2 separate regions of the Mus musculus genome follow, and region 1 is linked to region 2. A link is a loop called in an ENCODE intact Hi-C map of the cell type or tissue named here. Cell type or tissue: heart. All regions are shown on one strand. Links, peaks and the distances in the headings refer to the core of each region. The heading gives the core; the rest is flanking DNA.

The links. A loop is a pair of places that touch in the nucleus more often than their neighbours do. Peaks named below come from ENCODE experiments on the same cell type or tissue, not always from the same donor. Only the 100,000 strongest peaks of a DNase experiment are listed, where the experiment ranks them.
Region 1: it touches region 2 in a loop (5-fold over the local background); 15 of 42 quality-filtered maps call a loop at or near these places.

Annotation. Positions count from the first base shown.
Region 1 is chr11:106,978,708-106,982,639 of GRCm38, forward strand. No RefSeq gene overlaps it. Among named protein-coding and RNA genes, the nearest start is that of Gm39424, 19 kb to the right of the region's middle. In heart, for the core only: a CTCF peak has its summit at 1,951; a DNase peak (open chromatin) is centred at 1,884.
Region 2 is chr11:106,918,966-106,922,897 of GRCm38, forward strand. It overlaps Smurf2 (SMAD specific E3 ubiquitin protein ligase 2), which reads right to left and starts at 1,750. Exons shown (of 19, transcript NM_025481.3): 1 at 1,216-1,750. The coding sequence starts at 1,267. In heart, for the core only: a CTCF peak has its summit at 2,008; DNase peaks (open chromatin) are centred at 1,146 and 1,856; H3K4me3 peaks cover 1,561 bases; H3K27ac peaks cover 1,513 bases.

The sequences.
Region 1 (3,932 bases), core at 999-3,498, 60 kb after region 2:
AAGCTAGGCTGTCTCGGAAAAACCAAACATAATAAGAATCAAGTAGACAGGCCCCTTTCCTCCTGCACACAATCCTGCCTCTCCCAGTGAATCGGCTAGAACACCTGAACTACACACAAATAGGCCTAAGTCTAATTCCTCCCACCTGGCCTTCAGGCTCCCAACATACACGCAATGGTCATGACTCAAAAAAAGTGTATCAAGCCAGGTATGTGTGGGTGGCTCACACCTTTAGTCTCTACACTGGGGAGGCAGAGGCAGAGGCAGGTGGATTTCTGTTGATTCAAGGCCAACCTGAGCTACATAACAAGCTATAGGGAGATCCTGTCTCAAAATATATAGATAAAGAAAAAGATGGTTCAGAGGTTAGACGCGCTGACTGCTCTGGGAGAGGACCCAGGCTCAGTTCCTTGCACCCACGTAATGGTTGTCAACCTCTGTAACGCCAGTTCCAGGGAATCTCATGCTCTCTCCTGACATCCAAAGGCATCAGACACGCACATGGGGGGCACATACATATAAAATTTTGAAAATATAGTTTTTTTAGACAGGGTCTCATTATGTAGATCAGGCTGGCCTCAAATTCATAGAGATATGCCTGATTCTGCCTTCCCAGTGCTAGAATTTAAGCTATGCCTAGCCAAAAACAAATAAATAAACAAACAAATGAATGAATATTTTAAATTGTATGGAAAAGATAGACATCTCTTTCTGCCACCTTGGCACCTGCTGGGAACAGGACTACAAAGGGCAAATGTGTCTGGAAAATTGCAGTGCATGGCCACTTCTGCAGGCTATAAGTAGGTCCCGAACCACAGAAAGCACACGGCTCCTTAAAATTGAGGTTATTCATGCTGTTAGACAAGAGATGCACTTACCTATATGAAGCAAAAAGATAGCAGTTGGAGAGATGCCTTGGTTGAGGTACTTAGCGTTCTCCCTGCAGACCTGAGTCAGGTTCCCTACAGCCGCATGGGGCACTGTAACTCCATCTGATCTGGTGCCTCTGGCCTCCTCAGGTCCCTGAACACACGTGTACATACTTACACACAGACACAGACATGATTTTCAAGATAACTCTTTAAAAGGAAACCCCACAGGGACTCCTGCGGGCAAACTGAGCAAAGCCAGCACACTATGGTGGTTCACAAGCATCTGTGAGTTCAGTTCAAGAGAGATCCAGTGCCCTCCCTCTTCTGGCCTCTGTAGACACTGGGTACAGTATATGTACATAGCCACATACACACATGCATACATACATACGTACATGCACACATACATGCAGGTAAACCCTCAACATTGTACAGTACATTAAATAAATATAAGTTTCATCTATTTGCCAAGAGTGGTGGTACACACCTGAATTCCACCATCCAGGGGCAGAGATGGGAGGATCTCTGTGAGTTCAAGGCCAGCTTACAATCTGGAGAAAGGCAACTTGGGCCCCATGGGAACAGTGACTTCTGTGCTCTGGACCAAATTCCTGAGAAACCTCCCCTCAAAAGCCTTTGGACATAGACACCCCCCACACACACACACACACACTGAGATACCTGCACTGCAGTGAACTTAATCTAATAGGAATGGATTTGTTGGGGGAGCTATTCAGCATTTACACTGCAATTCCAGTACTTTGGAGGTGGAGGCACAAAAGTCAAGAATCCAGTGTTATCCTCAGCTACGGAGTGAATCCAAAACCAAGTTGTGTCCTGCCCTACTCGCTTTTAATTTTTAACCCTAAAACTAATCGAGAGCTGGCATCACTCATAATTTCATTTAGGAAGTCGATAGCAGTTTCATCTCTACCTTGGGGAGCTGTGCCGCACAGAGCAGTTAAACAACTTGCTGAAGGCCACACAGCGGTCTGGAGGCGTCCAGCCTGGATGGCAACGCAAATGGAATTCAAGAGCAAGGTTCTAACGCCCTAAACTCTACTGCCTCCCTGTGGTTATCTTTCTAGTTGCAAGGAGCCTTCCAGGCTTTTAAACCTTTCCTTAGGCTGAGTATGCACAGCCAACCTGGTTTATCAGACCCTGCCTCAAAATAGATAAAATGCATAAGTAAATAAATAAACCAATCCCAGGGTGTTTCCCTGGTGGCTGATTCCAGCTTAGCCTGGGGTACCTGGAAGCTGTCTCCTGAATCTTTTTTTTTTTTTTTTTTTTTTTGGTTTTTCAAGACAGGGTTTCTCTGTGTAGCCCTGGCTGTCCTGGCACTCACTTTTGTAGACCAGACTAGCCTCGAACTTAGAAATCCACCTGCCTCTGTCTCCCAAGTGCTGGGATAAAAGGCATGCTGTCTCCTGAATCTTTAAGCCAGGGTCTCATCCGCATGTGAGGACCCACACCTGTAACCCCAGCACTTGGGAAGCTAAGGAGGGAGGATTACTGTGATGTCCTGGCAAAGCCTGATTACAGAGGGAGGATTTACTCTCATTAGTGAACAACAGCAACACAGGGTTTGTAACAACAACAACAGTAACACAGAGTTTGTAACAACAACAACAGTAACACAGAGTTTGTAACAACAACAGTAACACAGGGTTTGTAACAACAACAGTAACACAGAGTTTGTAACAATAACAACAGTAACACAGAGTTTGTAACAACAACAACAGTAACACAGAGTTTGTAACAACAACAACAGTAACACAGAGTTTGTAACAACAACAACAGTAACACAGGGTTTGTAACAACAACAACAGTAACACAGAGTTTGTAACAACAACAACAGTAACACAGGGTTTGTAACAACAACAGTAACACAGAGTTTGTAACAACAACAGTAACACAGAGTTTGTAACAACAACAACAACAGTAACACAGGGTTTGTAACAACAACAACTGTAACACAGAGTTTGTAACAACAACAGTAACACAGGGCTTGTAACCTCCAAGCTGTTGACATTCCTAAGCATGGATGTGTCTTTACTGAGGCCTATTGTATGCATTATGGACGTTCAGAGGCAGTAAAATAGCCCTGTCTCACATGTGACAACCAAAACTGTCTCCACACTGTGACATGCCCCCTGAGGGAAGGGGAATTTCAAAATCTGCCTTTAGAACCAACAATTTAAATAGACTAGAATCTTAGGCTTTTTTTTTTTCTGTTTTTTTTTTTTTCCCTTAAGCCATTACCTGAAAGTTTGCTCTAATGTTTCAATGACCCAGTTAGAAATGGCAGTCATTTGAGGCCTGCTGCAGGCTGAAGCAAAGGAGGGAGGCAATTAATTACTCATTGCCTAACTCCATTCTTCCTTGCCATTGCTTTGGGCCTCTGGCTTCCCATCTGGCCACTATTTGTTGTCCAGGGTAACCAGTCTATCTCAGAGCTGGCTACCTTTCAATAATGACAGAGAGGACTTACCAGGCTTAATTAACTTAGATTTGTAAGGTTTCTTAGGAAGCCCAGAATACAATGGAAGTCTAAGATACCAGGATTCTCACATCCACGTTCTTAAAAATAACAATCCCTCCAAATGGTGGTGGTGGTGAATGCCTTTAATCCCAGTACTCAAATTGGATCTCTTGAGTTCGAGCCCAGCCTGGTCTACAGAGTGAGTTCCAGGCCAATCAAGACTACAATGAGAAACCCGGCCTCAAAACAAACAAACAAATTCCACATAAAAAGGATGACTGTCCAGAGTGTTACATGAACGGGTAAAGGGCCCTTCTGAACTGAACTTGAGGTCAGACAGAGGTAGAGAGAGACAGAGAGATAGATAACGACAGAGACAGACAGAGAGAGAGCAGGCACACGCCTTTCCAGTTGGTTGGCCTTCCTCTTAGCCTCTGCAGCAGGAAATTATTTAAAGTATTTCCTGAACAGCTGAAGTATGTTAGAAACCTGCTAGCTCTCTCCACATTAGTTCCGGGAAGGGAATGATGAGTCATTTCTTTGCACAAGGAGAGGAGAATGTCTTTCCATTTTTA
Region 2 (3,932 bases), core at 920-3,419:
AGTATTTTACTCTGTAGCCAACATACATTCCAACTAAGTTCTCAAATACCAAATTCACTTCAAGCTACCTAGAAAGTACAGCCGATGGACTGCCGGTTAACACACAAACATTCAACTACAAAGTTCACCCACAGAAATCTCAAAGTTTAGTGTGGGCAAACATAATTACAGCTTATCCTTCGCTGGCGCAAATGCATATGAACCAACTACAAAATGCCGTCTTCTTCACCACACATCTGAATATAAATGTGGACAATTTACTTGCTGTGAATGACGTGACTAGCTAGCAGAGGGACAATAGTTTCAATTACACGCTTTAAACCAAACGCAATTTTTCCTTAAAAGGAGGGGGACGTTGACCACGGAAGAATATCAGAAGTGGCATCGTAAGCAAATTATACCTGTAATATGTTAACAACTCCCTGCAGCTGGGAACATTAAACAGTCTTTCCCAAATCCCTCTGAGCATTCCTTTCCATTTAGAAAGAGGGTGAGAAGTGTGGAGAGGACTAGTGAAAGTTAGCTTAAAAGTTCGTATGCGTCCAGACTGAGAAACACATTGCAAAGCAAGGGATTCTAAACCAGGTCTGGAGTTAAGACATGAGCAACTAGTTCTGCGGCCTACAAGGAACAACCCCAAACATGCTACCCTACAATCAAACAACTTCCAAAACACAGAGTGTACAATGAGCCGGGAGTCGTGGGATCAGGCAGACACGCCGGAAAAGCCAACCACAGTCTCGGTCCCTCCCTCCCAGAGACGTGCGTTTAAGGTGTGTGGCACTGGCCACAGAGGTTGGCAGCACTGGAGAGTAAAGGTTTCACTGCCGGGCATAGGTAGGTGTCCAAGTTAACAACCCGGGAACACAAGCACTCTCCCGTTAAGCACTCACTCCATGTTTAAGGAGTGTTTACCGCGCGCAGTCAGCAACTGGATTCAGTAATCCCTTTCCCGACCCCACCTGGGCAGGAGCCCAGGGGCTGCTCCTGTGACCCCAGGAAACGAGACTTCAGGACCTCAAATCCGCCCTCCACGGGAGACCCACGGGCCACACACTGGGCGTTCTGAAGAATTTCCCAACCCCAGCTAAGTGGTTCTCCAATGACTCCCTAAACTAGGCCTTCCCACGCCCGGATTCCCGTCCAACGCCACCACCGACCGCGACCCCGGCCCTCTGCTTGCCCACAGGCGCCACAGCCGCCCGCCCAGCTCACCTGTCAGGCGCAGCTTGACGGGCCCGTTCCTCCGGCCTCCGGGGTTAGACATGTCCCCAGCGGCGGGGGAGGTGGCGGCGGCGGCGGCGGCGGCGCTCGCGGCCGGCGGGCCGGCGGGCGGGCGGGCGGACTGGGCTGGGCTGGGCCGACGGCGAGGCGCAGAGGAGTCACCACAGCGGCCGGGGCCGGGGTCCGAACAGCCCGCGCCGCGGCCGCCAGGGCCGGAGGGTCCCGGATGTGCCGAGCGCCGTCGCCATGAGCCGCGGAGGGAGCGGGACGCAGAGCTCCCCCCTCCTCCCACTTCTGCTTCCTCGGCCCGGGCCACACAACAAAGCGGCAGCCGCGGCCGGCCGCGCCGCCTCCGCCCCGCGCCCCCGCCGCCTCTTGTCCTCGCGGTCCGCCTCGGTCTCCCCTTCTCGGTGCCGCGAGGCCTGGGAGCGGACGGTGCGAAGTCTGCTGAGGCGGGCGGGTGCTCGGCCGCTTCCTCCTCCGCCCGCCCTCTTGTCTGAGAGAACCCGGTCCTGGGGCCGCAGCCGCTGCCGCCGCCGCCGCCGCCGCCACTCGTCGGCTCCTGGGGGCGGGGAGGAGACGGGGGCGGGGCCGGCGGGCGGGGCGGGGTTGCGGTGGGCGGGGCCGGCGAGGGGGCGGGCTTGTGGGCGAGGTCTCCTGCGCCTGGGGCGCCAGAGGAAGGCCTGGCTCCGCGCGAGCTGCGGGCAGCGCGTGCGCCACGGCCCAGACTGGGCCCCGAACTACACCGCCCGGCGGCGCCGGCTCGATGGCACCAGAGGGGCCTACTGACCAGCTAGCTCACTGAAAGATCGCCTGTGTCCCTACAGGGCAGAATGCCCGAGTAATACTCCCACTGCGCGCTCTGAGAGGCTGGCGAGAGTAAAGTTAGACCCAAGTCCGAAGAATTAATTCGCCAAGATGCTATTCCCACATCGAACGCTCCAGCAAATTCCCAGGAGTGCTTAGCTCTGAGTATTGTAATTGCCACCTCCACAGGCTCACCTGGTGCTCCATATCCGGTTACCTACCTGCTCGATTCTTCCCCCAACCCTGCCCAGGACAAGCATAGGGAGATAATACAAATGCGGCCAAAGACTGTGAACAAGATAGGTGGATATAGTGTGGAAAGCTCACGCAGTACTGTATTTTGCTGTCCCAGGAGGAAAAAAGAAAATGAATAGGACTGTAACTCTGACGCGGTGACTTACAACTAATAAGAACTTATTCTGGACAAATAAATAATGCAGGTTGTTTTGGGATTTTGTTTTGCAAGGTTGGGGTGAGAGTGCAGCCTAATAGTGAATTGTATTACATCAACTGCAACACATTTTTATGCAGCCATCTAAATGGCAATTGTGGTAGCCATGTAACATGTCAGACTTTATATGTAATGCAGGGTTTAAATGGAGAATACAAGTTTTATGTGCACGCAAGAGTAATAATGCAAACTAAGGATAAGAGTGTGGATTTGTGCCGGGCAGTGGTGGCGCATGCCTTGGGAGGCAGAGGCAGGTGGATTTCTGAGTTCGAGGCCAGCCTGGTCTACAAAGTGAGTTCCAGGACAGCCAGCGCTACACGGAGAAACCCTGTCTCAAAAAACCAAAAAAAAAAAAAAAAAAGAGTGTGGATTTATATCCATGTTAGCTTTGCTTTAAAGCTGTTATAACATTAATGCCGTTTAAACTGTTCATTGAAGCCTAATACATTTTAATCCTAAAACATTGCAAATGGTGACTTAAAATCTACCAGTTAAGACACTTCATTCTCCAGGTGAAATCCAAGAGCGTTTCATCGGTCTAAAAACACTCCTACGGATTAAAGTGATCCCAAAATCATAAGTTCTAGCAGTAAGACTTAAAATACAAGGGACAGCTCTAAAAATTCAATCAAGAAATACTAAGTGCTTATTATTCACAAAGCAATGAACAGGGCCCTTAAACACTTCTTTGTGCAATGTAAGATCTGAAGGCTCAGGAAATAATTCCCACAAAAGTTACTGTGGCGATAGAACAATTGCTACATCACTGTTTCAAACGCTAGGCTGAGACAATAAACTGAGCAGGCTGATGTATGCACTCTTCCTTTCCCTGGTTCTTATGGCCCACACTTTGTTCCCAACCACCCACTAGCATAATTTGTAGCTTTGTATTGGGAAATGGAAGTTAAGATTTCAGAAAATGGTCGGAAGCCTAGCAGGGGGTGGGAGGGTGGAAGACTGTTGTGAGTTTTAAGCAATACCTTCACATATGTGGCGGCTCAGGGAAATGGGCATAGGTTCAGACAATTCCGTTTAGACTTCCCTAAGAATAATGCTTTTAAACCATTCAGTCAGGGCTGAAGAGATGGTTTGTTGCTCTTGCAGATAATCTGGGTTCATCCCAGCACCCACAAGCTAGCTCACAACCATCTATAACCCCAGTTCCAAGGGATATGATGCTCTTTTCTAACTTCCATGGGCACCAAGCATGCATGCGATACACACAGATACATTCAGGAGAAGCATTCATACACACAAATAAGTCTTTTAAAAAGCTCAAAATATAAATAATAAGCAAAACCATTCAATATGTTGATAACCTCTGTGTAATGTTAGAAGTCAAATCCAGTGTCTTACACATGATAGGCAAGCATACTACCACTGAGCAACATCTATAATAACACTGTATTTGTTATTTTAGCTTTTATTTTACAGACAGGGACTCACTGTG